Regions from separate parts of the Homo sapiens genome. Here regions 1, 2, 3, 5, 6 and 7 are each linked to region 4. A link is a loop called in an ENCODE intact Hi-C map of the cell type or tissue named here. Cell type or tissue: mammary epithelial cell. All regions are shown on one strand. Region 1 has its middle 32 kb from the start of PTH1R. Region 2 overlaps CCDC12 (coiled-coil domain containing 12). Region 3 overlaps SETD2 (SET domain containing 2, histone lysine methyltransferase). Region 4 overlaps KLHL18 (kelch like family member 18). Region 5 overlaps SETD2 (SET domain containing 2, histone lysine methyltransferase). Region 6 overlaps TMIE (transmembrane inner ear). Region 7 holds the start of SNORD13J (small nucleolar RNA, C/D box 13J).

Evidence for each region. Peaks named below come from ENCODE experiments on the same cell type or tissue, not always from the same donor. Only the 100,000 strongest peaks of a DNase experiment are listed, where the experiment ranks them.
Region 1: a loop joins it to region 4, with 4 times the contacts of the local background. A loop is called at or near these places in 4 of 110 quality-filtered maps.
Region 2: it touches region 4 in a loop (14-fold over the local background); 33 of 110 quality-filtered maps call a loop at or near these places.
Region 3: it touches region 4 in a loop (2.6-fold over the local background); 12 of 110 quality-filtered maps call a loop at or near these places.
Region 5: it touches region 4 in a loop (2.6-fold over the local background); 10 of 110 quality-filtered maps call a loop at or near these places.
Region 6: it touches region 4 in a loop (15-fold over the local background); 42 of 110 quality-filtered maps call a loop at or near these places.
Region 7: it touches region 4 in a loop (22-fold over the local background); 52 of 110 quality-filtered maps call a loop at or near these places.

The regions. Positions count from the first base shown.
Region 1 is chr3:46,907,754-46,911,753 of GRCh38, reverse strand. No RefSeq gene overlaps it. Among named protein-coding and RNA genes, the nearest start is that of PTH1R, 32 kb to the right of the region's middle. RefSeq lists enhancers at 1,841-2,135, 2,120-2,695. In mammary epithelial cell, CTCF peaks have their summits at 2,040 (motif pointing right) and 3,425; a DNase peak (open chromatin) is centred at 2,023.
Region 2 is chr3:46,921,599-46,925,598 of GRCh38, reverse strand. CCDC12 (coiled-coil domain containing 12) reads left to right here. Exons shown (of 7, transcript NM_001277074.2): 3 at 64-143; 4 at 1,931-1,992; 5 at 2,236-2,270; 6 at 3,287-3,363; 7 at 3,460-3,869. The coding sequence ends at 3,542. Among named protein-coding and RNA genes, the nearest start is that of PTH1R, 46 kb to the right of the region's middle. RefSeq lists an enhancer at 463-964. In mammary epithelial cell, a CTCF peak has its summit at 1,924 (motif pointing left); no DNase peak of the experiment used is centred here.
Region 3 is chr3:47,085,981-47,089,980 of GRCh38, reverse strand. SETD2 (SET domain containing 2, histone lysine methyltransferase) reads left to right here. Exons shown (of 21, transcript NM_014159.7): 10 at 1,734-1,868; 11 at 3,667-3,786. It also overlaps the pseudogene LOC124906375. Among named protein-coding and RNA genes, the nearest start is that of SETD2, 76 kb to the left of the region's middle. In mammary epithelial cell, a CTCF peak has its summit at 2,469 (motif pointing left); no DNase peak of the experiment used is centred here.
Region 4 is chr3:47,322,501-47,326,500 of GRCh38, reverse strand. It overlaps KLHL18 (kelch like family member 18), which reads right to left. Exons shown (of 10, transcript NM_025010.5): 3 at 3,793-3,933. Among named protein-coding and RNA genes, the nearest start is that of KLHL18, 42 kb to the right of the region's middle. RefSeq lists a silencer at 2,488-2,782. In mammary epithelial cell, a CTCF peak has its summit at 2,042 (motif pointing right); DNase peaks (open chromatin) are centred at 2,080 and 2,660; H3K27ac peaks cover 404 bases.
Region 5 is chr3:47,015,212-47,019,211 of GRCh38, reverse strand. SETD2 (SET domain containing 2, histone lysine methyltransferase) reads left to right here. Exons shown (of 21, transcript NM_014159.7): 20 at 1,473-1,574; 21 at 1,958-2,776. The coding sequence ends at 2,119. Among named protein-coding and RNA genes, the nearest start is that of NBEAL2, 38 kb to the right of the region's middle. In mammary epithelial cell, no CTCF peak of the experiment used is centred here; a DNase peak (open chromatin) is centred at 1,951.
Region 6 is chr3:46,702,933-46,706,932 of GRCh38, reverse strand. TMIE (transmembrane inner ear) reads right to left here. Exons shown (of 4, transcript NM_147196.3): 2 at 1,026-1,143. Among named protein-coding and RNA genes, the nearest start is that of TMIE, 3.5 kb to the right of the region's middle. RefSeq lists an enhancer at 1-520. In mammary epithelial cell, a CTCF peak has its summit at 1,744 (motif pointing left); a DNase peak (open chromatin) is centred at 1,712.
Region 7 is chr3:47,248,936-47,252,935 of GRCh38, reverse strand. The region is part of intron 10 of KIF9 (kinesin family member 9); the gene reads left to right. SNORD13J (small nucleolar RNA, C/D box 13J) reads left to right here and starts at 2,327; the gene lies at 2,327-2,419. It also overlaps the pseudogene SNORD13P3. In mammary epithelial cell, a CTCF peak has its summit at 2,150 (motif pointing left); no DNase peak of the experiment used is centred here.

The sequences.
Region 1 (4,000 bases), 410 kb after region 4:
AAAGGCTAGGGAAAAGGTCTTGTCAATAGGGGACAGGTTAAGCTCGGGTTCATCCGTACCATGGAATGCAACTCAGCAATAAAACAGGACCAAGGACTGACACCTGCCACAGCTTGGATGGATCTCAAGGGCATTATGGTGAGTGAAAACAGTAGGTATCAAATGGTCACATACTGTATGGTTCCACTTCTGTAACATTCTGACAGTGACAGAATTATAGAGATGGGGAACAGATTAGTGGTTGCCAGGGGTTAGCGATGGTGGGGACAGGTGACTCTAAAGGGGGTGGCTCCAAGGAGATCTCTGGAATGGTTGTGATGGAATACCTCTGTGTATCTTGATTGTGGTGGTGGTTACCTGTATCTATGCACCCGATGAAATGGAATAGAACTATACACACTGCACCAATGTCAGATTCCTGGTTTCGATATTGTACTGCAGCTATGGAAAATGTAACCAGGTGGAAACTGGGTGAATGTTACACAGGACTTCTCTGTACTTTTAAACTTCCTATCGGCTGGGTGCAGTGGCTCATGCCTGTAATCCCAGCAATTTACGAGGCTGAGGTGGGCGGATCACCTGAGGTCGGAAGTTCAAGACCAGCCCGGCCCACATGGTGAAACCCCATCTCTACTAAAAAAAACAAAAATTAGCTGGACATGGTGGCGCACGCCTGTAATCCCAGCTAGTTGGGAGGCTGAGGCCCGAGAATCACTTTAATCCTGATGGCAGAGGTTGCAGTGAGCCGAGATCGTGCCCCTGCACTCCAGCCTGGGCAACAGAGTAAGACTCTGTATAAAAACAAAAACAAAAACAAAAACAAAAACAAAACTTCCTATGAATCCGTATTTCAAAATAAAAAGGTTTAAAAAATACAGGTGGTGAGCAAAGAAACTGGTAAAACATGTTACTAAAATGTGTGTTTCTTTAAAGTATGCTTTCTCCATTTAAAACAAACATTCTGGGGTGTGGACTACAGTCTTCATCCAGGTGAGGATAGTTCAGAGTTAGTCTCAGTGATTCATAGTCCCCTGAAAATTTGGTAAAGAAAAAAAAAGTCTCAGCCCTAGCCTTGGTTGGAGGGCTAGGTGGGGAGGGTGCCCTGAGGCCCTGGCAGCCCCTTTGTCGTAAGCCCTTCAGGCTTAAGATGGGCCAGCGAGGGCCAGGGGCCAGTGTCCAGCACTGTGGATGGAGCCCTGGTGTGCCTGCCACTGCCTGGTCCATCACTGCCCAGGCACTTCTCCAGGACAGCCCTGACCAACCTCGCAGTGTTCAGGTCCCTTCATCTTGGGGTTCTCTAGGACACCCAGCCTCTTCATCTTGGGAGAGGTGTCAGGCCTGGGATATTTTCCACAGCAGCACGGATGCTCCTTCCCTAGAAGAGGACAGGAGACCAGAGACCCAGGCGCAGGGCCTCTCGGTTCTGACTCTTGCTGGGGAGGCAGCAAGAGGGCTGGGAGGAAGTCCCACCTGGGCTTGCAGAGTCAGGGACCAGGCAGGTCACCAGCCAGGACAGGGCCTTGTAACCACAGTGAGGAACTATGGGCTTGGGATCAGAGATAGGCACAACCCCTGAAGTCACAAGGGAAAACTACTGTCCAGCCTCAAGCCCAAGCCCCTCACTGCCTTGGAGGCTTCAACATGTGAGATGCCCGCTCACCTTCAGGCGGCCTCTCCATGGGGCTCTGAGCTGGGCCCAGGGCTTGCTACAGCGCTGCCCACCCCCAGGAGCCTGGGGAGTGGGCCATTAGTGTAGCATGCTTCCCGAGGACCCATGTCATGCTGGGCACTGTATCCGGGGATGCAGCTGTGACTGACGATGGTTCTGCCTTCGAGGAGCTGACCTTCCAGGTGGTCTCCAGATCTGTGCTGGGATCCAAGCCCCTTCCCTCAGACCAGTTGAAAGGCCTTGCTTCCCCATAACTGTCTGGCTGGGAACCACGTGGGGCCCTCAGAGTCCACTCAGACGCGGATGAGCAACTCCATGCAGCTGTTGACTTTTATTTCCCCATGTCCTCCCATGGCCACTGGGGGGCAGCAGGAGATCCCCGATGGGGTCCCTGACAGGGCGCGTTGGTCCAAACAGCTCCTGCCAGCAGCGGGTCTTCTGTAAAGCAGGTCACCCCACCGCATGACGCACGCCTATCCTTTCCTGTGGGGTTTATGTCATTTGTAAGTGACTGCTCATCAGAGACGATCCAGAGAGTGGGGTCCAGTCAGCCTGAGACCCAGAACAGCAGGGGCCGTGTCCTGGCAGATGAGGTTCCAAGGCACTGCCGGGTGTGTGAGGTCCGGGTGGGGTATCGAGTGCCCGCCCAGCCCTGCCAGGTCAGCACAGCCTCTCCCCTCCTTGAACTGTGGGTGCGTCTGCATGTGCAGAGGGTGTGTGTGGGCAGAATGCCTGTAGCCTGGCTGGGAAAGGGCACCCCTGGAGGGTCAGGTCCTCTTGGCCCCTGGGCCAGGCCTGAGCTGGCATCCCCTGAATCTCCTGAACATCTGCTGCTCGGAGCCAAGGAAGCTCTCAAGATGCCCAGTGTTGACCCAGGGACCATCCATCCAGGTGGTGGGGGCATGCATGGGTAGCAGTGGGCACCCCACAGAGTGAGGGGGTGCTGTCGCATGCTGGAGCTCCTTTCTCCCTGGGCTCAGGCCTGCCCCCAGGGGCTCTGGCAGCTGTGGGCTGGGCAGGGGTGTCTGGGCTGAGTTTCCCAGCCAGCCTGCCCCTTCTGTATCTATTTACTGGTTTTCTTTAAATGTTCCCATTACTCAGGACTCCAGTGGGCACTGAGACAGAAATAAATCCCGCAAGGCGGCCCAGCCAGAAGCCGGGAATCCAATTCCCCCTCAAAGACCGGAAGAGGCCCCTGGGCAGAGCATGCCAGTCCGCTGTGGCCCACACACTCCACACAGCCACAAATATGGCCACTCCCCTGCACACACACGTGCACATCCATGCCTTTACACACGTGTTCCCCCACGCAGACTCTTCACACACGCACGCGCACATGCAGGCATTCACACGCACCGCACACACTCAGGTTTGCCTCATACACAGAGTTGCTTTGCACATGCACACACACATTCACACACATGCACACACACCCCACTCATGCACGTATTCCCTGACAGCCAGGCTCACACGTAGTTGTGACCACACACTGGGTTCACAAACTCAGCCATCCTCAAGACACTGCTGGGCGAGACAAGTGGGCGAGGCTATGGAGGGTGCACGGAGGAGGGCAGCCCTGCACAGTTCGGGAGGAGCGTGGCCTCAGGGGAACGCAGGCCCAGGGCTGCCAGGGCTTCTGAATTTTTAAGAGAAGTTGGAAAGCTGAATTTTTATGTGAAATATCCTGATTTTTAAATGTTGGCTCAGGATGTTGAAAATACTGTAGGTGCCAAACCAAACATGTCTATGAGCCAAATTCCACCCACAGGCGGCGTTCTTAGACCACGAGTCCACACACACACAAATAGACACACACACACAGAGACATACACACATAAACACACAGACACATACAAATAGACACACATACACACGTAGAGACATACACAAATAGACACACACAGAGAGACATACACAAATACACAGACACACACAAATAGACACACACAGAGACATACACACAAATAGACACATACAAATAGACACACACAAATACACATAGACAACAAATACACATGCAAATAGACATACACACACATAAATACACACACAGACATACACAAATAGACATATACAGACACACATATTTACACAAATACACAAATACACATACACAGACATACACAATACATATAAATACACACAGATAGACATACGTACACCAGCACAGAAACATAGACACATACACACACACACATACACATAACAGACAGATATACAAATAGACACAGATACACACACACAAATAGACACACATACAGAAATACACAAATAGACATACAAATGCACACACACACACAAATACACACATAGACACACTGGTACACAAAC
Region 2 (4,000 bases), 400 kb after region 4:
ATGAATGAATGAGACCATGTCACACACTGACTTCATCTCTGCTTGTTCCCTCTATTCTTGCAGGGAACTTAGGCTGCGGAACTATGTCCCGGAGGATGAGGACCTGAAGAAGAGGAGGGTGCCCCAGGCCAAACCGGTTGCAGGTAAGCAAGCTGTCCCTCTCCACCTCTGCTTCCTGGCACTGTCAGCCACCCTCCACCTCAGCAGGCTTTGCTCTCTGAGAATAACCAGCAGTACCAGGACAGGAGTTGGGCCTGCAGGCAGGACCCTTTGTTACCATCTCATGGCAGATGCACACAGTCGGCCTTCGGCAGCAGCAGAGGCTGTCGGGGCACTGAAGAGTCCTCTTGTGCCTTCTCAGTCCTGCTCACACCCTGAGACCGAGGCCTCCCAGGGATCTGAGTGGGGTTTGAAAAAGGCCACATCCTCTCAGAGGACTCCTGGCTGAGAAGTGGATGTGGTCATGGGGCCCTTGGGCAGCAGGGCAGGGTGATGGGTCCTGTGGGCCCTGGGTGGGTCAGAGACAGGGGCCAGTCATTCAGCCACACACAGCAGTGGACGGGCAGTGTGGAGCACTGAGGCAGGGGAGAGGGCCTGGCCCAGGGCTTGCCTAGACTCTTGCCATGGCGTGGGAACAGCACAGCCACCAGGAGCTTCTGGCCGTCCACACCACTCATGCCAGGAAGTTTCTTAGTCCTGCGGATCCCTGGGCCCTTGCCCTGGAGGGTCCCCATTTTAATTCTTTATGTTTGTTATTTATTTTATTTTATTTTATTTTATTTTGAGATGGAGTCTCGCTCTGTCGCCTAGGCTGGAGTGCAGTGGCATAATCTCAGCTCACTGTAACCTCAGCCTCCTGAGTAGCTGGGATTACAGGTGTGTGCCACTGCGCCTGGCTAATTTTTGTGTTTTTAGTAGAGACAGGGTTTCACCATGTCGGCCAGGCTGGTCTTGAACTCCTCCTGACCTCAAGTGATCCACCCGCCTTGGCGTCCCAAAGTGCTGGGATTCCAGGTGTGAGCCACTGTGCCTTGCCTTGTTATCAACTTTTTTTGAATTGCATAAGTAACAAGTGAATAAATACATTTATCTTGGGAAAAAGTAAAGTGTTGCCCATTTGGCCACATCCCGGTCTGCTTCCCCACTTCCTTCATCCCTGAAATCCAGACACTTCCCCGTGATTTGCTTTGTAGTTTGGGCCCCACCTGGTAGGGTAATGGTGCACTGGGGGATAGTAGGCAGGACAGAGAGGTGAGGAACTGCCCAGGTCAGGGGAAGCCCTCAACTCTCATCTGTATCTGGAGGGAGGTGAGGCAGAGCAGGAGGGCACTCATGGGCCCACTGAATGCCAGGGGTTGGAGGAAGCCCACAGAGCCCAGAGTTGTTAGTGCTTCTGCCATTTGTCCCCAAGGGGCAGGACCCTCCTAGTCAGATTGCTCAGAGGCCCACTATGCTGGCAGTAGCTTGGAGGAGCTGGGAGGTGCCTGTGCCCTGGTCTTGGGAGCATACACCTGAGGTGGGATGGAGGAAAAGCCACCTGTGGCTCTGGCTAGGCCGGGACCCAGAGGACATCCTCAGAGCCCAGGAGCCCTGGGATTATGTGAGAAGCCAGTCCTCACTTTGTATGTATCCAGGCAGCTCTCTGGTCTTGTAGTTATTGTCAGCATCCATGCTTCCTGACTGACTGTGGCTGGCTGCCTCCTGCTGTCCCATTCTTGGCCTGTGGGGAATGCTTCATCCTGGGAAACCCAGGCCCCTCCTCCAGAGCTGCCTTTGCAGGGTCTTCACCTCTGGCTGGTTGCGGGCCACACAGAGGTGGGAGCAAGGAAGCCTGGGGTCCCGTCTCTCCCTGGGGGCCACGGTAGGCAGTGTCCCTGCAGAGTGGCAGCGCGTTTTCCACAGGCCTTCTCTGTTTAATTGCACCCTCTAGTGGAGGAGAAGGTGAAGGAGCAGCTGGAGGCCGCCAAGCCCGAGCCCGTCATCGAGGAGGTGGTGAGTGCCTGGACCACCCTGGCATCCTCGCTGCTTCTGTGTGTCCTGTTTCTCTTCGCCACTTGCTCTCCCTCTGCCCCCCATTCCTTCTCGTCACTTCTTTATTCCCTTCCCACCAGCCCCTTTGCTCTCGTCCCTCTCCTTCCTCCTCCTCTTTCTCCCATTTCCCTCCTTCTCGAGCCTGCCCTCCCCCTTGTCCTGGGGTGGCCCCTCCACCCTGATGTGTGTCTCCTCCCTTCCCAGGACCTGGCCAACCTCGCTCCTCGGAAGCCTGACTGGTGAGTGTTGCCCGTGCGTGGCGGGTGCAGGCTGACTCGGGGACTCTTGGTGCCAGCATGGGCCTGGGGCTTGGCCCTTCCTGCCGTCACAGTGCAGAGACTGGCAGTACAGACATAGAGTTACACGAGATAGCTACTGTTGGAAACCAGTGCTGAGGAGGACATAAGTGGTGGGATGAGAGGGGAGTGATGGAGTGGGGCTCAGGCGCGGGGAGCAGCAGGCCCCTCATGAAGGCCCTCCTGAGAGGTTGAGAGCCCATCTGCTCCAGAGCTCCCATTTGAGCAAGGCCAACCGCTGTCTTTGGGGGCCAGGAGTGGAGGGAAGGGCAGACACAGTTTTCTGTTCCTGTTCTACCACCATAGCTTGTTCCCTCTGGCCCTGGTTTCCTCCTCTGTGAAATGGAGGTCGTCATCCTTCTTGCTAGGCTGAGAGAGAGTGGGAGAGAGGGTGCTGTGGGCCGGGAGGCTTGTGTCTGTCTTCACCTTGAGCCGGAGGTAGAGCTATATCCCTCTCGCCTGATTCTTGGTCGAGTTAACACCAGCTGTTTTAATTTGATGAAACAAAAGCATGGGGCATATGTCCTGGGAAACCCAGAGCCAGAGAGAATGGGCTGAGTGCTTGTGCACTTCTGGGTGCCCACAGTGGAGGGGCTGGGCCGGTGGCTGGAGGAGGAGCAGGGCCCACAGTGGGCAGGAGCAAGTCACTCCCTGATGGTGACCAGAGGACCAGAGCAAGAGAGGGTCTCTGAGAAACCATCCACCTTTGCCTTAGCTCAGTCCCTTGTGTTGGGTGGGTTTGTGATGCTAGTCCCCCTGCCTCAGTGGGACAGGGAATGATGGTTTATGCTGGGTTTCGGAGGGTACAGAAGGGGAATGTCCTGGCCTCTTCCCCAGGGCAGCCCCCTCCAGCAACCGAGCATGACTCCTAATGCCAGAGGGCTGCAAGAGGGGAGGGGACCCAATGCCACATCAGGCCAGCCTTCACCTTCCTGCTTCTCCCTGCCTCCCTGCTCCAGGGACCTCAAGAGAGATGTGGCCAAGAAGCTGGAGAAACTAAAAAAGCGGACTCAGAGGGCCATTGCCGAGCTGATCCGTAAGTGCAGTGCCTGGGAAGGTGGGGTCCTGCCCACTGGGTGGTGGCCCAAGCACCGGGCCCCTCCCCACCCCTTCTGTCTGCCATCCATCCCAGGTGAAAGGCTGAAAGGCCAGGAAGACAGCCTAGCCTCTGCAGTGGATGCTGCCACCGAACAAAAGACCTGTGACTCCGACTGAGGCATGCCCTGCCCCACCACTCGCCCATCAGGCCTGTCCTGCAGAGGATGGTCTTGGGCAGGGATGGGGGCTAGGCTTGCCATCACCTCCAGTTTGGCTTCTGAGCAGAGACTCCCTGCCCATCAAGTCTGAAACCCCCATGGATGAGGTCAGCTCCTTGTCTGCTGGGTGGCCCCTGCCATTCTGAATGGAGGCAGAACCAGCAACAACTCTGGGCGTGCCTGTGTCTGCACATGTGGATGTACATATGTCTGTATATATGTATATATTTTGAACTTTCTAAAAAAAAATCTGGAAATAGAAACAAGTAAACCCCTGTGTGTGGCAGAAATGTGTCAGATATTTCCTAGGTCTGAGGGTGCAGTGGATTTGGGCTCCACAGGATGGAGACAGGGTGACTGCAGAGCTGGTACTTAATATGTATGAATAACCCCTGTGTTGGGCTGGGCATGTTGAGG
Region 3 (4,000 bases), 240 kb after region 4:
CCACTGCATCTGGCCCAGTCTTTTATTTGGTATGGTTTTTCTCAGTCCGTCACCATGCCTTACCTGTTTGAGCTTTGTTGACCTAAGCACTGTCATGATTTCTTATTTTCCTTTGTTCACACTTTTCCCCACTACTTTGCTTACCCTTTCCTCTTGTCTTTATCTTACCTATTTCTAATCTTATTTCAGTGACTCATTCTAATTACTCCCTTATGTAGGCCTCTTAGTTCTATGTAACATTTGCAGTTAATGCTTCCTTGTTTGGTTTCATATGAATTAATTTAATCTCACCCATAATAAATTCTTTGAAAGAATCTTTATGTCCTGTAACTGCCATAATGCAGGGCTGGAAATAACCTTTGGTAGGTTGATTCCCACCCCCCGTTATTTACATTTAATATTTAAAATACTTAAAGAATATATATGTTACAAAGCATAATTATAAAATCCTTGTTAGTGCTTCTCTGCTTCCTTCTCCCTACCTAGAGGTTACCACTGTTGTACATTTTGGGTCTTACTTCCTTGCCTTTTTTTGAGACAGGATTTCACTGTGTCACCCAGGCTGGAGTGCAGTGGCAAAATTATAACTCACTGTAGCCTCAATTTCCCAGGCTCAGGTGATCCTTCTGCCTCAGCCTCCTGAATAGCTGAGACTATAGACACATGCTACCACACCTGGCTAATTTTTTTGATTTTTAGTAGAGATGAAGTCTGGCTGTGTTGCCCAGGCTGGTCTTAAACTCCTGAGCTCAAGTCATCTTCCTGCCTCAGCCTTTCAAAGTGCTGAGATTACAAGTGTGAGCCACCATGCCCGGTCATCCTTGCCTGTTTAAAAGCAGTTTTTCACATATGTATCACTAAAAAGTTCAGCTTTGAGGTGCATAAAAATGGATTCATATAGCATGTAATTCTTTGGAACTTGCTTTTTCTTAATGACATATTTTTAAGATTGATGGATGTTGTTGCATTTGGCTGTACTTGATTCCTTTCACTGTAGTATTATATTTCATTGAGTGAACATGGCCGTTTATCCAACTTGTACAGATATTTGGGTTGTTGGCAATTTTTTGCTATTATAAATATTGCTTCAATGAACATTCTTATGAATCTCCAGGTACACATGTGCAGAATTTCTCTACAGTTTATTCTGATAAGTAGAATTTCTGTGCATGGGGATACAACTATTTTATTTTTCAGGCTAATGCTTTATTTTTTTCTGAAGCACCCGGCCCCTATCAGCTGGGTCATTCATATGCTGACATCATAAAAAGGTCATTATATATTATAACATATAAATTATATAAGTTTGAAGGAGATATATCTCACACAGCAGCGTGAAAACCCATTCATCATATTTATGAACCATAAAGGATCTCTGAAGTCCTTTTGGTTTAATGTAATTTGTTCATGGTCTCCCATAAGGGCAGGTTTTTCTGTTTTGGCTCATTGCAGATCTCCACCTAGAATTATACTTGACTCATATAAGTTCTTGCTACGTATTTGATGAGTGAATGAAATGCATTTCAAATGTATTATACCACTTTATACTTTCATCAACAGTAGACTTGTTATTATCAGCCTTCTTAACTTTTTCCCCCAGTCTAGTACTTTCCCAGTTTGGTCTTCATTTGTGTTTTCCTGATAATTGATAAGGTTGAGCAACTTTTTGGGTTTTTGGTTTTTTTTTTTGTTGTTGTTGTTTTATAAAAAGGTATTTTTATTTGCTGTGGTAGGTGGATGGAGAGCTAGAAGCTCTGATGGAAAATGGTGAGGGTCTCTCTGATAAAAACCAGGTGCTCAGCTTATCCCGGCTAATGGTTAGAATTGAAACTTTGGAGCAGAAACTTACCTGTCTGGAACTCATACAGGTGAACACTTTAATGTTTGTTTTTTATTTCTGGTTTTGTGGTGGGAATGAATGAATGAAGATGAATGAAGAAGGAATAATTCTGATAAGAGTTAGTCTTATTTTATTTATTTATTTATTTGTTTGTTTGTTTGTTTGTTTGTTTGTTTAGATGGGGTCTTGTTCTGTCATCCAGGCTGGAGTGCAGTGGTGCAGTCTCGGTTCACTGTAACTTCTGTGTCCTGGGTGCAAGCAATTCTGCCTCAGCGTCCTGAGTAGCTGGGATTACAGGCGCCAGCCACCACGCCCAGCTGATTTTTGTATTTTCTTATTAGAGATGGGGTTTCACCATGTTGGCCAGGCTGGTGTGGAAATCCTGACCTCAGATGATCCACCCGTCTCAGCCTCCCAGAATGCTGGGATTACAGGCGTGAGCCACCATGGCCGGCCAGTTTTATTTTTTAAATGGATATGTGAGTTGTGTATGACTTTCAAAGCTTGTACCATATTATTTAAAATGGCTAAAGAGTTCAGTATCATTTAATCTATTAGTACAGGGATCCCCAATCCCCAGGCCATGGGCTGATTAGGAACGGGGCCACACAGGAGGAGGTGAGTGAGCATTACTGCCTGAGCTCCACCTGCTGTCAGAGTAGCAGCGGCATTCGATTCTCATAGGAGCACGAACCCTATTGTGAACTGCACATGCGAGAGATCTAGGTTGTACACTCCTTATGAGAATCTAATGCCTGATGATTTGAGGTGGAACAGTTTCATCCTGAATCCATCCCCCACCCAGTTTGTTGAAAAATTATCTTCCCTGAAACTGGTTCCTGGTGCCAGAAAGGTTGGGGACCATGGCATTATTAGACCTGGTTTGCTTTCTGTCTATATTCAAAGAATGTGGTGGCTTTTTTTTTTTTTTTGTAATAATTCATCACACTTGCCATAGCCTTTTACCCTCCAGTTACTAGCATCCCAAAGCCATTTGTACTACGTGATCTCCAAGCACAAAATTTTAACGGTACCCTTTTTTACACCAGTTTATTAAGTATGCCACAAGATGTTAGATAACACAAAATGATTTTTTTTTTTTTTTAGGGTCTTGCTTTGTTGCCCAGGCTGGAACGCAGTTGTGCAATCATAGCTTACTGCAGCCTTGGAACTCCTGGGCTCAAGTGATCCTCCTGCCTCAGTTGCCTGAGTATCTAGGACTACAGGCACACACCACCACATCCAGCTAATTTTTATATTTATATTTTTGTAGAGATAAGGGTCTTGCTATTTTGCCCAGGCTGGTTTTGAACTCCTGGCCTCAACCAGTCCCTCCCTCTTCCACCTTCGAAAGTGCTGAGATTGTAGTTGTAAGCCACAGTGTAAAAAAACCATGATGATTAAAAAAAAAAAACTAACAGGAAAAAGAGGTCTTTTCAACAATCATCTGAAAGGGAGAGAAGAAAGAATTATTTAAGGACTAATTTTTATGGTTTTAGCTTTATTTAAAAAGTTAGATGCAATTTTTTCTTAGTTCTTCAGAATTTTCATTATAAATGACCTATTAATATTCATATAATTTTCTACGTTAGTAAAATCCCAGTTGACTGGCTGTATTTTGTGTATCAGAGAAGATTATAATCTGTTTAAAGCATTTGTTGTAGAGTTCTATTTAGGCTAATGAAAACAGAGTTTCTAGGTTTTTTTTGTGAATGTAAGTGAACCCTATAATGTGTAACGTATACATGAACTCTCCTCGGGCTCTTTGTAATATTCTGATATTGCCTCCCAATGCTCTGCATCGTGTCTCCCTTCCCCCATGAAAGAACACACACTCACAGTCCTGCCTGAAGTCCTTTCTGGAACGTCATGGGCTGTCTTTGTTGTGGATCTGGATGGCAGAGCTAGGTGACGGCCGGGAAAGTAACCAGAAGCTTCAGGAAGAGGTCAGTTCACATTTAGCTTGCTTGTTTCTTAAAACTGTTATATTGATTGCCTCGGTTGTGGATATGTGATAATATCAGTAATTATGAATTTAGCACTGTATCATTGGTATTAAATAATCAAATAATTTTTTCATCTCAGTATCATTCCTTTAACGTATCTAACCGTACATACACCTTGTTAGTAGTTTGTCCCATGGTTTTCCTATAGTATCTT
Region 4 (4,000 bases):
GAGGGAGATATGAGGGAAAATAAACCTACAGCTACAGGGTTGATGGAGACCCACGTCTTTCATTAGCCACATCACAACCTTCTTCCTTGCTGACACAGCTTGACTTTGGAAGCAAGAAGACAGCATAAGACATAATGCTTTATCAGAGGCAGGAAGCGGTGACTTGAATTAAACAGGTTACTGACGTGGTTCATTGACGCATTTGGTGTACCAATCTACCTCTGAGAGAATTTCAGAAAATACACAGCTCCAAGGCTGGGTGTGGTGACTCACACCTGTAATCTCAGCACTTTGGGAGGCCGAGGTGGGCAGATCACTTGAGGTCAGGAGATCAAGACCAGCCTGGCCAACATGGTGAAACCCCATCTCTACTAAAAATACAAAAATTAGCTGGGTGTGGTGGCACACGCCTGTAGCCCCAGCTGCTCCGGAGGCTGAGGCAGGAGAATCGCTTGAACCTGGGAGGTGGTGGTTGCAGTGAGCTGAGATCATGCCACTGCATTCCTGCCTGGGCGACAGAGCAAGACTCTGTCTCAAAAATAAATAAATAAATAAAAATACAAAAATTAGCCGGGCATGGTGGCAGGCACCTGTAATCCTGCTACTCCGGAGGCTGAGGCAGGAGAATGCTTGAGCTCGGGAGGCAGAGGTGGCAGTGAGCCGAGATCACGAAACTGCACTCCAGCCTGGGTGACAGAGTGAGACTCCATCTCAAAAAAAAAAAAAAGCAAGAAAATACACAGCTCCAGTGCTTGCCTAAAAGCAAGGAGGCCCATACATTTGAAGGCCGGAAATAGGGCCACCAGAAAAAGTCAACCCCAGCCTCAGGGGGAAAAAAAGCAGCGGGCTGAAGATGTAATAGACTGAGCAGCCTCAGGAACTGTGGCTTTAAGAACTCTGATGGCATTGTGGCTTCTCTGTGCTGTCACATATCTTTTCCACTGGTGCTCAGAATGGTTTTCCTCAAGTCGCTGGCAATCAAATCTTGAAAATGATGCACCCTCGGCTGGGCGTGGTGGCTCACGCCTGTAATCCCAGCACTTTGGGAGGCTGAGGCGGGCGGATCACAAGGTCAGGAGATCGAGACCATCCTGGCTAACATGGTGAAACCCCGTCTCTACTAAAAGTACAAAAAATTAGCCAGGCGTGGTGGCAGGCGCCTGTAGTCCCAGCTACTTGGGAGGCTGAGGCGAGAGAATGGCGTGAACACAGGAGGCGGAGCTTGCAGTGAGCCAAGATCGCGCCACTGCACTCCAGCCTGGGCAACAAGAGTGACACTCTGTCTCACAGAGCAAGGCTCCGCCTTAAAAAAAAAAAGAAAAAAAAGAAAATGATGCACCTTCAAGGGCACATACGAAGTGGGGAGCTGGGAGACACCATCACATTCTGTAGCGAGGCTCAGGGAGAATCATTCCAAGGAACAGAGACAATAATAGGAACTACTGGTGAGAAAACAGAAAGCAGGCCATGGCTCTGGAGTCTGTGGCAGGAAACAGGAGAGGTATAGGTTTAGGTCTCAGAAAGGGTCCTGAAGGGCTGAATGAAAAAATGTCAAAGATAGGCTCAAAACATCAGGTTTATGCGTAAGTACTTATTCCTAAAATGCTACTGGTGCATGCAAACCTGCACTGGCCTAAAAATGACTTTTCTTTTTTCTTTTTAGTTTTTAGAGACAGAGTCTTGCTCAGTTGCCCAAGCTGGAGTAAGGTGATTGTAACTCACTGCAGCCTTGGGCTCCTGGTTCAAGCAGTTCTCCCACCTTAGCCTCTCCAGTAGCTGGGACTATAGATGTGAGCCACTGCACTTGACTAATTAAAAAAATTTTTTTTTTGTAGAGACAGGGTCTTGCTCTGCCATACAGGCTGGTCTGGAAATCCTAACCTCAAGCAATCCTCCTGCCTTGGCCTCCCAAAATGCTGGGATTACAGCATGAACCACCTCATCTGGCCTAAAAATCACTTTTCTAAGCAACTTTTAGATAACAGTACTTTACAACATAGCCTGGATCCAGTGTTGACAGTGACAATCTCAAAAGCCCCCTAGGTGGAGCTGTTGTCCATTGGTGAAGATTCGAGGCTCGTCAACAATCCTTTCCAGGATTAATCCTACTTAGCCACAGAGTCATTTCAGCAGTGGTAAAGCCCAAGGCCTCCAAGCCTGGGGCTCTACCTTACAGAAAAAAAAAAAAAAAAAAAAAAAAAAGAAAGAAAGAAAAAGAAAAAAGGAAGTCATTTTCCAAGTTCTGTGGGAAAAAGAGGTGAACTAAGTCCAGTCTGTGTCTTAAAAAGCTCACAAACGAGCAGGAAAGATAGTGTGTGCTCCTCACATCTCCATATGCACCCTCTGGCCTGCCCCAGAAGGCATCCCACAGCAGGGACAAGGTTGGTTCCGCAGCTTTACTCTTACTACAAGGTCTTTATAAAACTGCGAACAGCACCACTTACCTCAGGATGAAACCCTTTACCCAGTGTTCAGCAGATGAGCTCCCCACTAAATCTTAGGCATCATTACCACGGTTATTTGATTAGCTGTACACACAGCAGTACTCAGTGTGATGACCATGAGCACCGTGTGGGCAGGATATGAACAGACAGCGGGTGTGGTCCATAAGCTGCTAACTGAACTGGATAGGTGGAGTGAGAATAGGGGAGGGGAGGTCAGCTCCATGAGGGGATGAGGTTCGGAGGGCAGATCTGAGTCAGGAGGAATGCTGACAGACCAGATACCTAGTGATCAGAGTAGGCTCAGGTGAAGGCTGGGTGTGTGAAGCACCATAGACACAGGGGTGCTGTTTGGGGTCCTCCTGCCTGTCTGTGGCCCAGCACTAACCCACATCCCCAAGCCTCTGCTGGTTAAAAGGCCTTTACCTTATGACTAAGAGCTCTGGCTCTTGAGGGGGAGGGAGAGCCTTCTTAACTGCTCAGGCAGAAGGTCACAGGAGACCCACGAGGCCTACTGCCAAGCACTGGAAATAGGTGGGGGTATAATCCATGGTCCCAACCATAAAAGTGCATACAATGATAGTTCCCAATGGACTAAGGAGGATAGAGAATTCCAGTAAGTGAAATTTGGGTAGGCTCTTAAATAACTGAAGTATGAAAAGGAAGGTCAAGAAATTCAAAGAGGGCTGGGAGCAGTGGCTTATGCCTGTAATCCAAGCACTTTGGGAGACCAAGGTGGGCAGAGTTTGAGACCAGCCTGGGCAACATGGCAAAACCACATCTCTACCAAAAAAATTACAAAAATTAGCCAGGTGTGGTGGCACGTGCCTGTAGTTCCAGCTACTCGGGAGGCTGAGGTGGGAGGATTGCTGGAACATGGGAGGCAGAGGTTGCAGTGAGGCGAGATCATACCACTGCACTCCAGCCTGGGTGACAGAGCAAGATCCTGTCTTGAAAAAAAAAAAGAAAAGAAAAGAAATTCAGAGAGCAAAGTACCTAAACAAAGATGGAGATGGCTATGGAACAGTAGAGGAGCACTGCACAAATCAGTTTGGTGAGAAATCAGCTAAATTAGTGGCTGGTGAGATCGGAGGGGGAGGAACAGAAGATGTACATGTCAAGCCAAGGGAAAGGGCAGGCTGGACTATGTAAATCATGTTCTGAAAAAATTCATCTCAAAGAAGTGGGCACTGCTACAAACTGATTTCAAGAAATGTAAGTGCTGCAGAATAACCTTTCCAGCTCACTCCCTTCATAAACCTATATATGGTCCCAAGAACTCAGCAAACTGGCAGAAGATTCCAGAAATGAAATAGTCATGTTCTCCACCAGGCCCACCACATCACCTCACCGTTCTCGAAGGAATGTGCAGCAGGCGTCTTTGATGCTCTGCAGCTGCAGGAAGCTCGCCCCCATCAGCAATGACTGGACATTTTGCTGGTCAATGGCAAGGTTGCCGTTGTAGGCAAAGTTGATCAGAGCCTCCAGGGCACTAGAGGAAAGAGGGAAAGCTGTGAGGTGCTTTCAGAGACGAGTCTTGGCCCACGGGAGACTCAGGC
Region 5 (4,000 bases), 310 kb after region 4:
TTCTGTAATATCTCATTTGGTAGCTGCCTAATTCTCCAGGGCTTGGGAGAATGCTGCTCCTTTTTATGCTACCAGAAGTGTGTCTTACCAACCATCAAGACACTAAACTTGTCTGCTTCATAGCATCTAGGTTCTAAACTCCAATCTTCATTCACTGAAGGGGCTTGTAGTGTTTTGGAAGAAACAGACCTGTAAATAAGTAGCGACAGCTGTGTGAAAAGTATGCCATATTAGGGCTGGGAGCCACAATCTGGGCAGTCAGGAAGGGCGCTTGAATCAGGGGTAGGAATTGGCCAGATGGATCAGCAGGGGATCTAACTTATATCAATAGAATGTACAGAGGCAAGAGAGAGCATCTTCCCTTCCAGGGAGTTGTAAGTGGCCTGATGGGCTATAGCACAAGATATGGGAGGGCTGTTGAAAATGAGGTGGAATGGTATTGTTCTTCTTCATATAGGAACTATGTGTCTGTGGGTTATCGGGAACCATTGCAGAATTTTAAGCAGGGGGTAATGAAATCCCTATCTGTGTTTGAGGGGATAGACTGAAGGAAGAGAGTTTGGAGGCCAGGAAACCCCAGAAAAACCTTGAGTTAAAAGGCTTATGCAGGGATAAAATTTAGTTTCTTATGGTCCCTTTGTGAACATACTGGTATTTCAGCTCATTGAACCAGCAGCTGTTTATTTAGTGCCTACCTTGTGATATAGCCTTGTTCTTTGAACACCTGAAGGCTCACTGAATTTTAGTGATGGGTAGACTTTGTTCAAAGTGCTCTCTGATGAAATGGCTATGACTGGCCTCTTTATTCTCTTTGTCCCCTATGATCTTAGCACCACAAATACCTCTGAAGGTCCTATTCCTAGAGTGTTTGGGAGCACCTGGGTAGGACAGACCATACTTAGACAGCCCAGGGAGGACATAGTAAGTGGTGGAAGGAAAAGGATTCTGCTTAGGTTTTCCTTTGCTGGCTGTCATATCATGCTTCCATCTGCTTCACATGCTGTGGTATGACCACTTAAAGAATCTAAGTACCCTTCAATGACAAAATTCCTGTGGTTCCTGGGATTGCTAAGCCTCATAGAAGCTCTGGAACACCTGCTGTGCTCTGCCTTGCCTCCAGGGCCCAGAGAACCCAGCTACTGTCTTTATGCCAAGGACACAAAATTCATTGACTGAAACCTGGGGCTGCTGAAGGACTCAGCATTGAAGTCATGCTGTTGAGTCCCTCCAGCCTCCTTTAAGGCTTGCTTAGTCCATCCAGGGGAGCTCTTTCCCTCTCAGGCTGAGCCCGTATCCTTTTCTCAGATCTTACTGGCTTACTAGTATTCCACTGTCCAAACCAGTTAACCTGAGGGAGGAAAAGGAGAAGGATTGGCTGGCTTTACTCACTACCTTTTCTAGTTATTTCCTCAGTACAACTCCTTGCCCTCTCTGGACTGTTGAGCAACGTGTTCTCTTTTCTCTGCCTGCAGATGTCCCAGTTCATCGTCCAGTGCCTGAACCCTTACCGGAAACCTGACTGCAAAGTGGGAAGAATTACCACAACTGAAGACTTTAAACATCTGGCTCGCAAGGTACTCCCCTTGCTTTTGGTAGCCCACCAGGCAATGTTCTGGGCAAACTGTGTACCTTCTAAGAAGCCCTTTTCATCATAGAAAGTATTTTTTTTTTTCTTGTCAGATGTCAGAGCTGGGGACCCAGGAACGGGGAGGGAAGGTTTGGGGAGGGATGCGTACCTTACATGACAGCAGTAGTTCTCTAAGAAATTTTCAGAGCTCAGCTTGTCCTTTCTGGTGATCATAGCACCAGCCTGCCCCAACATCTACCCCCTTATTAACTTCCTGTCTTGGTGAGAAGGGCCCTGAAGCAGCAGGCTGGATTACCACCCCTGTCCTCCCCCTCATATAATTTCTGCTCTGATTGGTGGCTGTGGTCTCTCTTCCTGTGCCCTGGACAGCTGACTCACGGTGTTATGAATAAGGAGCTGAAGTACTGTAAGAATCCTGAGGACCTGGAGTGCAATGAGAATGTGAAACACAAAACCAAGGAGTACATTAAGAAGTACATGCAGAAGTTTGGGGCTGTTTACAAACCCAAAGAGGACACTGAATTAGAGTGACTGTTGGGCCAGGGTGGGAGGATGGGTGGTCAGGTAAGACAGACTCTAGGGAGAGGAAATCCTGTGGGCCTTTCTGTCCCACCCCTGTCAGCACTGTGCTACTGATGATACATCACCCTGGGGAATTCAACCCTGCAGATGTCAACTGAAGGCCACAAAAATGAACTCCATCTACAAGTGATTACCTAGTTGTGAGCTGTTGGCATGTGGTTAGAAGCCATCAGAGGTGCAAGGGCTTAGAAAAGACCCTGGCCAGACCTGACTCCACTCTTAAACCTGGGTCTTCTCCTTGGCGGTGCTGTCAGCGCACAGACCCATGCGCATCCCCACCCACAACCCTTTACCCTGATGATCTGTATTATATTTTAATGTATATGTGAATATATTGAAAATAATTTGTTTTTTCCTGGTTTTTGTTTGGTTTTCGTTTTGCTTTTAGCCTCTACATGCTAGGATCACAGGAAGACTTTGTAAGGACAGTTTAAGTTCTCCTGCAAGGTTTAATTTGTTATCATGTAAATATTCTAAAGCAGGCTGCCTTGTGGTTTTGGCCAGCCTTGTGCTATGTTGATAAGATTGATTTACTGCTTAAAATCACTTTACTTTATCCAATTTTTACTGAACTTTTTATGTAAAAAAATAAAATCAATTAAAGAACTTGGCATGTGTGTTCCCTAAAAGTTAATCAAGCATATTTGTGTGTAATGATGTCACTGGAAGAAGGAGAGATAGTGAGTGGCCTTAGGTGTGTGAAGTCCAAGGTTAATCCCTGTGATTGGATTTTATTACAGGACTTGTTCATTCTCCACAGGTCCTACTATGACTGGGGCAGACATTTGCACATTTGCCAGGTGACTGACACTTGTAGGCTTGGGATCTTTTGGCTGTGCTCAGGCATTGGGTCAATTTGCACATGCATTCCAGAGCAAAAGAAGCAGCATCTAGGGCCTCTTTGGCACTAGGCTTCTTTATTTTGGTTAATTATCAGTCAAGAGAAAGGCAAATTTATCTTCTCCCTTGATACTTTCTCCTGGCTGGAGAGAAGCATTGAATCTTTTCTCCCCCATGGACTTGATTTTTCTGAGCCCACTGGAATGCTTTTTTTGGGGGGGGGTGGGGGAGGGGGGTGGGGAGAAAGGGTCTCGCTTTGTTGCCCGGGCTGGAACGCAGTGGTGTGATCATAGCTCATTGCATCCCTGAACTCCTGGGCCCAAGCAGTCTTCTTGCCTCAGCCTCTGGAGTAGCTAGGACTATTAGCTAATACTTTTTAAAAATTTTTGTAGAGACACAGGGTCTTGCTATGTTACCCAGGCTGGTCTTGACTTCCAGGCCTCAAGTAATGCTCCTGCTTTAGACTCCCAAAGTGTTGGACACCTGGTTTGAAATGCTCATTTGATGTTTGGGTTCCCTAGCTTCCCACTGTGCTCCCTAACACTGGGGTTGGACACTAGAGGACAGGATAGGACCCCTATAAAAGAGGTATAGTGCACAGGTTATGATGATAGTGAACATTTCCAGGAAGATGCAGGGCTTGGTGAGAGACCTCTCTCCCACTTGTTGGATCAGTTATCTAGGCAGTGAGGAAGGCTAAGGGCTTCAGGCCAGACTGGGCCCATCTTTGCAAAAAGGTTGGTCCCACCTGTTTCTCACCAGGGTTATTCTGCCTGCTGCAGCAGTGTTCTTGAGGTCAGGTCAGGTTGTGGCCTGCCAAATCTTTGGCAGGGTGAGTAGCAATTAGAGCAGTCACTGCCTGCTAGGCACTGTGCTGAGCACTTAGAGCTCAGGTTGTGGTCACAGTCCTGAGGCACAGGAATTGGCACTATAATGAGGAAAACTAAGGGTCAGAGAGGTTCAGTAACTCTTCTAATATCCTCATATTAA
Region 6 (4,000 bases), 620 kb after region 4:
GGCTCTCTGTGGGCCACCCAGCTCTCTGGGGCACCTCATCCCGGGACAGCTCCGGCTGGGACGAAGTGCAGCTTTTGCCTCCCCACCCAGGGTGCACTCAGCAAATGTCCAGTTGGGTTCATCTGAGACCCTGCGTGAGGCTGCATTTCCTCCAGCCTCTGCTCACATCCCCTCTCCCGGAATGCCTTTCCAGCCTTCCCTCCTGCAAAACCCCACCTACCCTCCCACCGGTCTGCAGCTCAGAGGACCCTCCTCCTCAGAGGACCCTCCTCTGTGATGCCTTTGCAGGGGAGTGGGCTGCTTCTCCCTTTACCTCCTACATTCCCCCCCACTCTGCTTTTGCCTCGTGGGAACCTCTGTCAGACTGCTTTGTGCCATGGCAGCCTCCCCACTTGGCCTCTGTCTCCTGTGCCTTTCTGTCCCCTTCCCCAACTCCAGACCTCCATTCTGAGGGGAGGGCTAAGGGGAGCCGGCCAAGCCCATTTCTGCTGCGACTTTGCATCAAGAAGCTCCCAGAGCCCAGGAGAGGAATGGGTTTCCTGCTTTTAATTGAGGCGGGTGTGAGTCACTCCCGGAAAATGGTATTTGACAAGGCAGGGATTGAAGCCTGGGAGCCACATCTGCTGGGTGTCTGGGGAGCCTCTAGTGGAGGATGGCCTTGCTGGGGCCCCTGGGTGTGGGCCTTTAAGCTGGCCAAACTGCAGGAAAAGCATCAGGAGGCCAGCCATAGGGAAAAATGACACGTCCTCGTCCCAGTCCTTGGTTCAGTGGAGTTCCCTGTAATTACCATAATTGCCATGTGGCTACCTCCCTGGGTCCTGCAGAATACTTCAGGTCACCACCGGCCTGTCAGCCCTCCACGGGGAGTTTGTGTGGATCAGGAGGTGCCAGAAACCACCGCGGGTCTCCTGCGGGTGCCTGGCCTACTTGCACTGCCCGGAATTGCTGCTCTGAGCCCTCTGGGGGGCAGGGGGTGCTGTGTTCCCACTGCAGTGTGGTGGAGAGGGAAGGGAACAGCTACTCACTGATGGACAACACGAAGAGCGAAAAGATGCCCACCACGTGCCACAGGCGCATGTCCCAGAACACCACTGTCTCCTTGGTCAGCGGAGGCGGCTTGGGCTTGGGTGGGGCCGTGCTGGGCTGTGGGTCAGGAGAGAGGGGAGTGAGTTAGGCAGAGGCCAGCTGGCTGGAACCAGCTGAGAAGGGCCCAGGTCTCAGCAAACACTCAGCCCAAGCATATCAGAATCTCCTAGAATCAACTCTCTTAAGCATGCACTACCAACACCCTAGACCTTGGAAAGTTCCAGATTTAGAGCAAGAGAACTGAGCAGAGCCAGGTACTTGAAGTGGGAGGGTGGTTGATGCTTGGGGAAACCAAGGCCTGGAGGAGCAAATGTGGATGGCTTGTCCTGGCCAGGTTCAAGGCCCCTATGAACACACCCTCCTACTCCAGTCCTGGGCTCCACCCAGGCAGATGGGGTCTCAGGACCAAGGCCAGAGACAAGGCGAGGCCTGGGGGGTGCTGGCTAACTGGCTTTGCTCTCACATCTCCCCAGTGAGGGTGGGGTGTGGAGCTAGGAGTCTGGGCCACATAGTTCTGCCAGCTGGCCTGGACCCCTGCCAGGTGGCCTCCTTTGGTCGCCTACCCTACTAGGAGTCACTCTGAACAGAAGACTCTCCCAGAGTGTCCACAGGACAGGCACTGGATAAATAAAAGGTCTGCAGTGCTGTGGCGACACCTGGAGGCCAAAAGGCAGAAGTGCGGCTGTAGCAAGCCTGAATAGAGCACAGCCAGACACTCCCACTTTCCAGGTGGACATGACCCTGCCCTGGGGGACTGAGGGGATAGGACACTGCCCCAGGGTCTAGAGGACACAGTCCTGCCCCAGTTCTGAGAGGACATGGCCTCATCCTGGATATCTAAGGGACATGGCCCAGCCCCAGGTCTGAGAGGACACAGCCCTTCTCCTGGGTGTCTAGGGGACATAGTTCTGCCCAGGTCTGAGGGGAGACAACCCTGCTCCTGGCTGTCTAGGGACATGACCCTGGCCCTGGGTGTCTAGGGGACATGGTCCACCCTGGGTGTCTAGGGGACATGGTCCACCCTGGGTGTCTAGGGGACATGCTTCACCCTGGGTGTCTAGGGACATGACCCTGGCCCTGGGTGTCTAGGGGACATGGTCCTGCCCTGGGTGTCTAGGGGACATGGTCCACCCTGGGTGTCTAGTGGACGTGCTTCACCCTGGGTGTCTAGGGACATGACCCTGGCCCTGGGTGTCTAGGGGACATGGTCCACCCTGGGTGTCTAGGGGACATGGTCCACCCTGGGTGTCTAGGGACATGATCCTGCCCTGGGCGTCTAGGGGACATGGTCCTGCCCTGGGCGTCTAGGGGACACGGTCCTGCCCTGGGCGTCTAGGGGACACGGTCCTGCCCTGGGCATCTAGGGACATGGTCCTGCCCTGGGTGTCTAGGGGACATGGTCCTGCCCTGGGTGTCTAGGCGACATGGTCCACCCTGGGTCTCTAGGGGACATAGTCCACCCTGAGTGTCTAGGGACATGGTCCACCTTGGGTGTCTAGGGGACATGTTCCTGCCCTGGGTGTCTAGGGACATGGTCCTGCCCTGGGTGTCTAGGGACATGGTCCTGCCCTGGGTGTCTAGGGGACATGGTCCACCCTGGGTGTCTAGGGACATGGTCCGCCCTGGGTGTCTAGGGGATATGCTTCACCCTGGGTGTCTAGGGACATGGTCCACCCTGGGTGTCTAGGGGACACGGTCCTGCCCTGGGTGTCTAGAGGACACAGCTCTACCCTGGGTGTCTAGGGGACACAGTCCTGCCTAGGTCTGAAGGGACATGGACCCACACTGTAGAATTTGAGTAAGATCTGTCCCTGACCAGAGATGGATATGACCCCATGTCTGTCACTTAGTGTGGCTGAGGGACAGGGAGAGGGGTCTGTCCTCTGAGGGAGAGAGAACCCTGGGGCATATGAGCGAGATGTTGTGCACTGATTACTAAATAAGGACAGACACGAGAAGTCCCTTCTGGTTCTCTGAGAAGAAAGGCAACCTGTAGTTCGACCATCCAGCCCTTCTTCCCCCAGGTCCGTAAACATGGATTAGGCATCTGTCATGAGCCAGGCGCTTCTTCATCTAGTGAATGCCACCCTTCAGCGTGGGTTGCAGAACTCAAGAGAGGATCAGCAACCTGTCCCAGGTAACCCAGAGGATCTGTGGGCTGGGATTGGTACCTGATTCTCAGGCTCTTTTCTCCCTGCCAGGGTGAGCTATTGACAAGAAGACACCATTCCTCAGTACTTTCCCCTGGATATATGTGTGGGGTCAGACATGTACATAAAGTTGGGGAACATGTGTGAGGTTGGGCACATGTGTGGTTGGCATGCATGTGGGTGTGGTCAGGGACATGTCTGTGCCATTAGGGTTAGGGCCCTGATGGTGGCAGCTGCCCTAATTCTAAGGCTCAATGTGTTGGCCCGGCTGGTTGTATGACTGGAAGACTCTGAGGGCCATGGCAAAGTTCTCAGGTTCTGAGCCAAGGCAGCTCACTTCCTACACATTCTTGCCCCAGCCCTGATGTGGGTGGAGCTGGGCCTACTCTTACTGATAGGGGTCTTGGGTGGACGGCAGCAGATGACAGCTGGTCTTCTCCTCATGTTGGGCCCTGCTGGGGTCTGATTTCTGGAGCATGGAGGTCCCCACCTCCTTCAGAGCCTCACGGGCTGATGGAGGGTGATGGTGACCCACACAGGGCTAAGGTGGGTGGTGACATGGCCCCCAGCCCTGCCCATGTCTTTGGTGCTTCCGTGAGGGAAGAGCTAAGGCCTTGCTCAGACTGTAGGCAGATGTCAGGCAGATGGCCTCCAAATGCAATTTCCCTAGAACTGGGAAAAGATGAGTTCCTGGGGGTGAGGGAGAAGAGTCCTTGGCTGAGAACTGACTTAACCCCCACCCCCAGCTTTCTGTCTGCACCTAG
Region 7 (4,000 bases), 74 kb after region 4:
GTTCAAGCGATTCTCCTGCCTCAGCCTCCTAAGTAGCTGGGATTACAGGCACCTGCCACCACCCCCAGCTAATTTATGTATTTTTAGTAGAGACGGGGTTTCATTGTGTTGGCCAGGCTGGTCTCAAACTCCTGACCTCGTGAGCCTCCAGCCTCAGCCTCCCAAAGGGCTGGGATTGCAAGCATGAGCCAACATGCTTGGCCTTCTTATCTTTTCTTATTTGGTGTTCCCTTAGCTTAGGATTATCAACATTGCTACCCGTGAACCTGGCTGGGTGGACGTTGTACCTGTCTTGAAGGTTTTTCATGCCCCTATTTTTTATTTTTTATTATTGTTTTTTAGACAGGGTCTTGCTTTGTCACCCAAGCTGGAGTGCAGTGGTGCTGTCATGGCTCACTGCAGCCTCAACTGCCTGGGCTCAAGCAATTCTCCCACCTCAGCCTCCCAAGTAGCTGGGACCACAGGCCTGCGCCACCACGCCTGACTTAATTTTTTTTTTTTTCCTCTAGTGATGGGGTCTCCCTATGTTGCCCAGGGTGGTCTTGAGCTCCTGGGCTCAGGGGGTCCTCTTAGCCTTCCAAAGTGCTGGGATTACAGGTGTGAGCCACCACGCCTGGTGAAGTTGGACAATCATGCTTTTTCATGTAATTTGTGTTCTAAGATCTGCATTGTTGGCCTTGGCCAACTGAGTGAGTCTCTGTGCCATCCAGTGTGAATGTGTTTATAATCTTTCTGATAAGCATTTTTCTTTACAAACATGAGTTCTTGAGAGAGATGTGGAAAAATTATTTTGGTTGCTGCCTTTCCTAGACTGTAGCCAGTATTCTCAGGTCATTTTCAGCACTGTCTTCGGTATTGATGCCTGTTTTCAAGAGGGTAGAATTGCTTCTTCAGAATTTCTTTGGCTGATGGGGCTGGCTATAAGGCAGAAGACTGGGTTCCTAATCCACCTCTTCCACAAGCTCTCTGTGGCGAGTTGCTCAGACCCTCTCAACCTCAGGGTCGTCCTCTGTGAACAAGGAAGTTGGCCTGATAACCTGCAGTGACCCTCCCACTCTGCCAGTCGGTGATTCTGTGAAGTGGTGTAAAGGGCTGTGAGCCTCAGGCATAAACAGACAGCAGGGAGAGACTTAGTATACTCCACTCTGCCAAGAGAAGATACACTGGCAAGCTGCAGTGGGATGAAAATCGGAAAACTGCCTGCCCCAAGAGCTGCCCCACAGCCTGATGTGCAGCTTAAGCAGAATTCTCTGAATTATCCTCATTACATTTATAATGAAAATGCCTATTAGGAAACTTACATGAGTCTGTGCTGTTTCCAAGGCATTTTTTTCCTATCTAAAAAATGTCCCTGTTTGTTGTTGTTGTTTTTGAGACAGGGTCTCACTCTGTTGCCCAGGCTGGAGTGCAGTGGTGCAATCTTGGCTCACTGTAACCTCTGCCTCCCGGGTTCAAGCCATTCTCCTGCCTCAGCCTGCTGAGTAGCTGGGATTACAAGCATGTGCCACCGCACCCAGCTATTTTTTATTTTTAGTAGAGATGGGGTTTCACCATGTTGGCCAGGCTGGTCTTGAACTCCTGACCTCAAGTGATCTGCCCGCCTTGACCTCCTAAAGTGCTGGGATTACAGGCATGTGCCACTGCACCCAGCCTCCTACATCACCTTCTGATTGGCCCAGACATGTAAGTTTGGCTCTGCTGTGCCTCACTGAACAGAGTCATCAAGCTGGAGGACCCTGATGGCTCAGTCGAACTTTCTGTAGCTGGGCCATGATACATTTTCTAGAGCTGGGAGAAGGATGGCATGTGGACAGGTGAGACTGGCCAGCAAGCCTCTCCTGTTGACCCCACAGGAAGTCCACACCTGAAGGGGACCTTTGTGGGGCTTCCAGAGGGGCAGATCCAGGATCTGGACACTGGTCACATGCCTTGGGTCCCAGGCTTTGTGCCTGAATTGCCACAGAGCCATCAGGATGCCAGGGGTTCTGTTGACCCTTGCTATGTGAGGGCAGTTGGGCCTCAGTGCCCAGGTGACCTGGTTGGATGAGGGCTAGAATACAGCAGGCCTTTGGTCTGGGAGAGGGCCAGTGGGGCAGTGGACTGGTCACAGTTTTGGTCACCAGTCCCAGGATCCAGGTGTCAGGGGCTCCCTCCAGTGGCCCTTTTATGACAACTAAAGGAAGTCCTATTGTTCACAGCGAGGGTTCTCAGCTTGAAGTTCCTTGTGCCTCTTTTAGGGAAGACACTCAGATGGTATATCGAGTATAAAATGACTTAGCGATTCTTCTCCTCAAAATGTGTCATTTATGATCCTTTTGTAGTTCATGAGTGTGATGATTGTGTGTTCATACGCTTGTGTGAGATGTGCCACCCTTGAACCTTGTTACGACATTGGCACATTACCCGTCTGATCTGAAAAAAAAAGTATCATTTATTTACTTACCTAAAATCTATGGAGTGCTTACTATGTGCCAAGTGCTTTTTAAAGCACTTGGAATACCTGACTGCATGAACAGAAACACAAATCTCTGAGCTTGCAGTCTGATGGGAATAGGGGAGATACATAATAATAATCACAATAAATAGGTAAGTTCTAAAGTTTCACTGTTTAATACGGTAACTGCTACTCAAATGTGGCTATTTAATTAAAATTAGAATTACTTCTTCAGGCACCCTAGCCACATTTCAAGTGTTCAGTAGCTGTATTTGTCTCATCATTACCATACCGGGCAGCACAAATATGGAACATTTCAATAATTGCAGAAAGTGCTATTGGACAGCACTAATCTAGAATATGTTAAAAGGCAAAATGTGCTATGAAAAAAAATTAGAGATTTTTAAAGCATGTTGCAGGGGTGGAGAAGGTATTACAATTTTTTTTTTTTTTGAGACAGTGACTCGCTCTATTGCTCAGGCTGGAGTGCAATGGTGCGGTCTCAGCTTACTGCAACCTCTGTCTCCCGGGTTCAAGCAATTCTCCTGCCTTAGCCTCTCTAGTAGTTGGGATTACAGGCGCATGCCACCATGCTTGGCCAATTTTTGTAATTTTTGTAGAGACAAGGTTTCACAAGGGTGGTCTCGAACTCCTGACCTCAGATGATCCACCTGCCTTGGCCTCCCTAAGTACTGGAATTGCAGGGATGAGCCACCGCACCTGGCTGGAATTACAATTTTAAAGAGTAATTGTGGTGCACCTAATTTAGAAGCTTTTGAACAAAGATTATCAGGAGGTAAGTGAATGAGTCTTGGAAATACTTAGGAGAAGAGAATTCCAGGGCAGCGGACAAGCAATGCAGAGGCAGAAGCATACCAATTTGTGGAAGTGTTTGGAGTGCACCAGAGAAGAGAAGCAGAAAAGAGGTAATGGGGGCAGATCTCAAAAGCCTCATAGATCACTGTGTTATTCTACAGAAATCTATGAGGACATAAATATATGAGTACAAAAATGTTCTTGCAGCATTGTTTGTAAGCAGCAAAAAATTAGAGGTGAGGCCAGGCACAGTGACTCACGCTTGTAATCCCTGCACTTTGGGAGGCTGAGGCGGGCAGATCACCTGAGGTCAAGAGTTCGAGACCAGCCTGGCCAACATGGTAAAACCCCATCTCTACTAAAAATACAAAAATTAGCCGGGCGTGGTGGCACATGCCTATAATCCCAGCTGCTCAGGAGGCTGAGGCAGGAGAATTACATGAACCCGGGAGGCAGAGGTTGCGGTGAGCCAAGATTGCGCCACTGTACTCCAGCCTGGGCGACAGAGCGAGACCCCATCTCAAAAAAAAAAAAAAATTAGAGGTGACATACATGATTATTATTGGGGAGTGGTGACATGTTCATGCAGTGGTTGGTGAGGATGAGGGTGAAAGGATGAGGTTATAACCATGCATAGAAAGCATCCTGGAGGCCAGGCACAGTGGCTCACATCTGTAATCCCAGCCCTTTGGGAGGCCGAGGCGAGAGGATTGCCTGAGCCCAGGAGTGTGATACCAGCATGGGCAACAT